2 separate regions of the Mus musculus genome follow, and region 2 is linked to region 1. The links are chromatin loops, found by intact Hi-C in ENCODE. Cell type or tissue: heart. All regions are shown on one strand.

Evidence for each region. Peaks named below come from ENCODE experiments on the same cell type or tissue, not always from the same donor. Only the 100,000 strongest peaks of a DNase experiment are listed, where the experiment ranks them.
Region 2: a loop joins it to region 1, with 4 times the contacts of the local background. A loop is called at or near these places in 20 of 42 quality-filtered maps.

Annotation. Positions count from the first base shown.
Region 1 is chr3:138,239,428-138,241,927 of GRCm38, forward strand. 0610031O16Rik (RIKEN cDNA 0610031O16 gene) reads right to left here and starts at 236. Exons shown (of 3, transcript NR_045760.1): 1 at 62-236. In heart, a CTCF peak has its summit at 1,200; a DNase peak (open chromatin) is centred at 2,124.
Region 2 is chr3:138,404,292-138,406,791 of GRCm38, forward strand. No RefSeq gene overlaps it. Among named protein-coding and RNA genes, the nearest start is that of Adh4, 10 kb to the right of the region's middle. In heart, a CTCF peak has its summit at 1,208 (motif pointing left); no DNase peak of the experiment used is centred here.

The DNA.
Region 1 (2,500 bases):
AATAAACTCTTTTAAAATATGTGAACTTCCTGTGGCAGGAAGAACTAGTTTGAAGTCTCACCCAGAAGAAGATAGCTGTTTGGGACTCTAAGTCAGTCGCACTGGCTGACTGTTGCTTTCCCCAGTGGTTTCTGCTGGTCGGTGTGTCTGTTCAGAAGTCCGTCTGTCTTTCTGTTGTTCACTGAGTTAGCCTTTCATCCCTGCTGGTTGTGCTTGGCGAGCTCACTCCTTCACTCTCTGTACGAGACTAACACTGAATTAATAACTAAACGATTATTTAGTGACACAGGGTCAGTGAATAATCTGGGCTCACCTGGAACTCACTATGTTGTCAAGGATGGCCTCTAACTTCTGATTCATGCTATACTGGGAATAAAATCCAGGATTTTGTGCACACTAGGCCAGCAGTCCACTAACTCAGCTACTTTCCCAATCCCTATTATGGTATTCTTAGATTTCTTGAGCTTTAAAAAATAAGTTAACTTAGTATTCACCAAAAACAAAAGTCAAAACCATCCAGAGCCATTGCGTATGACTTACAGTTTGTGTAGCTAATTTTCACTATCCTTTTGAAAACTGCCAATCACTCAGTGTAAATTCTGCTATCCTGTTATCTTCAACCAACTTAAGGTACGGTGAGAACTTGGGGAAACCCCATGGTCTGCCTCTTGTCTTGTCCCTAAGATGTATTTCTACAATCTTCCCTAAGCTAAGCAACTGAAAGGCAACCCCAAACACATTGCTCCTTTGATTAGAAGGTGTTCAGAGACTCCATTTTTTCCCTCTGGGTTTCTTAACAGAACTGGAGCCCCTTGCACCAGCTGAATAACTTCTCTCTGCCTCTGCACCAACGTTGTCTGCTTAGCACGTGTTAAAGAAAAATGCTTGCGGCTGTGGCACTAACCCCACAGGGACATCTTCTCTTTCGTTGGATTCCCTCTGTAAGTCCTCCTGTGATCTCCGTTCATGCTACCCTCCCTGCCACCAATAATTTCTGCTCCTCCTTTAGGGGTCAGCTTAGTCCTTTTAAGGATATCTATTCTGACCCCAGTCATGGGCTCTCCAGTACCCGGATGTGATTCGGCCATCATGTGTACCACGGCTTACTTTACTTTTATGTCCCTGCTGTTCCTTCACAGGACTAGTCACCTGTCACCAGCTGCTGGAACAAGAAGTGACATCTATCAGGTCTGAAGTACATGTGAACATGAAAGACTAGTTTCTTCTCCAGAATTTCTAAAAAACCAGAAGGTGGCAGTATAGAGCTCTCTCTCTCTCTCTGTGTGTGTGTGTGTGTGTGTGTGTGTGTGTGTGTGTGTGTGTGTGTGTGTGTGTGCAAATTGGCCAGTTAGTTAATCTAGGAAGAAAGGCAGAAAATTCTCTCTCTCTCTCTCTCTCTCTCTCTCTCTCTCTCTCTCTCTCTCTCTCTCTCTCTCTCACACACACACACACACACACACACACACACACACACACACACACACACACACATTGGGATAAACTTTCAACTGAGCCTTGTTTTTCTTTCCCAGTAGAGTTCAGGAAAAAGAATCCTGGGGGAAATTTTGTGCTCAACAGAAACACCACACCCAGAAATACTGGACCGATGGAGCACCCTATAAAACACACAGCCTCTCATTTTGTTCATGTATTGCCTGTAAACCGCTCCCCAAATGGTCTGTTCGGCCCATAAACCACTGTCGAGTTTACAGACAATTTCATGGACTGAGGGATTAATGGGGGGAAGTGTTTACCCCTCCGCTGTGATTCCACACCCCTCTTTCAGTTCAACTCCACCCCTACCCCACATCAGTGGCCTAATCAGTCCAGTACACCATTCACCCCTAGGTTCTAAAAAAAAAAAAAAAAAAAAAAAATCCAGGCAGAAAGCAGGGCTTTTAGTTCAGCAATGCCTGGCTTCTGCTTTGTGGGTGCTTCTCAGTTTATGTTCTCACTGCCCACCCCCACCTTCACCAGCACCACCCAGTGAAGTCCTAAGAGGACAGGCCAGAAACCTGAGTTTTCACGAGATAACTGTCTGCAGCCAGAGCTAAGGATTAGCACCCCGAAAACCGGAAGGAACTCTGAGTCAGGTACCCAGCAGGGCTGCCAGGACAAACTGAAAACAGTTTAATGAGTTTTTTTTTTCTATGTGGAGTCAAGGTCAGTCACACAAACGGGATGATAAAGGTTCTGGGGTCCTGTGATAAAGGGATACAAGGTCCGAAGGGCAAAGGGAAGGGAAGAGAATTATCAACCTCTGGCAAGTGCCAGAGCCACCTGCCAGGGGTAGAGGCCAGCTGGGAGAGAATTGCTATTCAGACCGTTGACCAGTCAAAAGCCAGATGTACTCCATGAAACCTGAAAGGTCTCCTTTCTATGATGAGCAGTGAGGTTGTGTTTTCAGGTATCACTTCTGCAGACTGTCAGTTATGAGAGAGTCACCGCAACCTCTTCTTCTTTCATTGTGATAGAACCCCACATGAACTTGAGGTCATGT
Region 2 (2,500 bases), 160 kb after region 1:
TTCTTCCTATGGGATTGCAATCCCCTTCAGTTCCTTTCGTCCTACCCCTACCCCCTTTCATTGGGGTCCCTGTGTTCAGTCCAATGGTTGGCTGCAAGCATCCACCTCTGTATTTGTCAGGCTCTGGCAGGGCCTCTCAGGAGACAGCTATATCAGGCTCCTTTCAGCAAGTGCTTCTTGGCATCTGCAATAGTGTCAGGGTTTCATTTTTGTCTCTATCTTTCCTTTGGACAGAAACCACCTTTCTGCCTTCTCTTTCATGGGCTTGGGCTTCCTTGAGCTCTGAGCTGAAGGATTTAATATTCTTTCTCTGTCTCTGTCTCTGTCTCTGTCTCTGTCTCTGTCTCTGTCTCTCTCTCTCTCTCTCTCTCCTTCTCTCTCTCTCTCTCTCTCTCTCTCTCTCTTTCTCTCTCTCTCTCTCATATGTCTGGTTGTAGGTCTCTGCGTCTCTGCATCTGTTCTGATCTGCTGTTGAAGAAAGCCTCATTTGGGATTATTTTCTTGTTTGTTTCTTCCCTTTTTTCTTTCTTTTCTTTTCTTTTTTCTTTTTTTTTTTTTTTTTTTTTTTTTTTTCCTATCGTGTTTGGTTTTGCCCTAAGTTTCTGAGCTATTTCACCTCTGGCTCTTGGTTACCTACATCTGGAATGAGTTCCCTCTCACAGACTGGGCCTTAGGTCAAATCAGACATTGGTTGGTTACTCTCACAGTTCTATGCCACCAATGCCCTAGCATATTCTGCAGGGAGGCAGACTGTAGCTCAAAGGGTTTGTGACTGGGTTGGTGTACACATTTCTCTTTCAGTAGCCTGCCAAGTCCTTTCTTGCACCAAAGACATGAGAATGCAGGAGTGAGGGCTCGATTTAGGCACCAGCTTGATGGTCTCCAGTGAGCTGCGTGGGTATCATCCACAACAACCCGGTCTGTCAGTTTGCAGAAAGCAACATTGTATCTTTTGGCATACAACCTGGGGTTTGTTGGAGGCCCCTTGGCTGACAATTCAATTAACTCTAAGTCCCTCCATTCAAAGCCTTAATAAGAGGGGGAAGTCACAGAAAGAAGAATCGAGTCTTAGTGACACCTTTCTGAAAAACTCTGACTTCCCATCTTGGTGAGGTTCCTCCAAGGGTGTGATGGTTTAATATTTTCACCTTCAGAGTCTCAATTTTCTATTAAATGTTGCAAGTTAGTGTTAGCATTCCCCCTGGTGGCAGCATTTGTCATTAACCGACAGTATGACTTCAAAACACATTTACTGCTCCCAATATTCCTCTCCAGCTTCCTTCTAAGGCCAGATGACCCACCACCAGGATGGCTTACATGACCCTAAAGCAGCCCACTAGCTTTTCTCTGTTTTTTTCCGTGAGTTCTGATAGTCAGTTAACTAATCACAACACTAACAATTTTTTAGTCTATGTCCTGTGAGACTGGGACAGCCCAACATCTAAGATAGGCAAGTAATTAAAATTCAGTATAAAAGCATTATTAAAGAGAGAGATAAGCAGGGAGCAAAACAGAGGGGAAAATCTTCCGGCCTATGAGACGAGGAAAAACTCAGAGGGAATAGTTGACCCTCAGTGCATACAGTGGGTTCTGCCAAGTAGAAGAACCAGTTTGCGTGTGGAGTGAGTGGTGACCCTGTTCTGTGATGCATCATCTTGGGTAGCATCCCTGAGGAGAGACCCTGTGAGGCTGGAGTTGACCTAGAGACCTGTCAGTGGCGTGAGAATGAACTTGGAAGCAGATTCTCCCAGAGATGAGCTTTATGAAGACAGCAGTTCTGGTCAGCACATGTGGCGGGGACCTCCTGAGCTAAGCTTGTATGCTGTCACACTCGTGGCCAACGAAAACATTGATTACACGTTTGTGCCTAGTCTGTCCAGCAGCAAGTTGCTGGTGCATAAGTGTTAATTCAGGGGACAGTTCTCCCCCAGCACGCTCTTGTAGCACATTCCTGTAAGAGTCTCCCTTGTGGTGAACTAGGATGGCGACGAAGCACGGTGACCTTAAATTCCTCTTTAGTCCCATCATTAAAAGAAGATTTGGATTGAAAATCAAGCCTAGACTTTGTCCATGAGATTATCCAAATTGCAGAGTTGTTTTTTTAATTATAAATCTATATTTACTTTTTCTTTTTTTATTAGATAATTGCAGAGTTTTAATCTGTAATCCCAATAAATCTCTAAGACTAGACTCAGAGCCCTAATGAAGATGAGGTGGACCTTAAGACTACAATGAGACTATCTTGAGAACTTGAACTCCAGATTTTCCTGAACCTGTCTAGCTTCAGGGACTCCTAAGGCCTTTGTTTACTGCTGCACTGTCCCAGTGACTCTTCTACTGCTGTGAAGACACACCATGGTTAAGGCAACTCCTATGAAAGAAGTCATCTCATTGGGGGCTTGCTTTTAGTTTTAGGTTAGCCCATAATCAGCATGGCAGGAGGCAGACAGACATGGCACAGGAGTATCAGCTTTCATCCTGATCTACAGGCAGCAGGCAA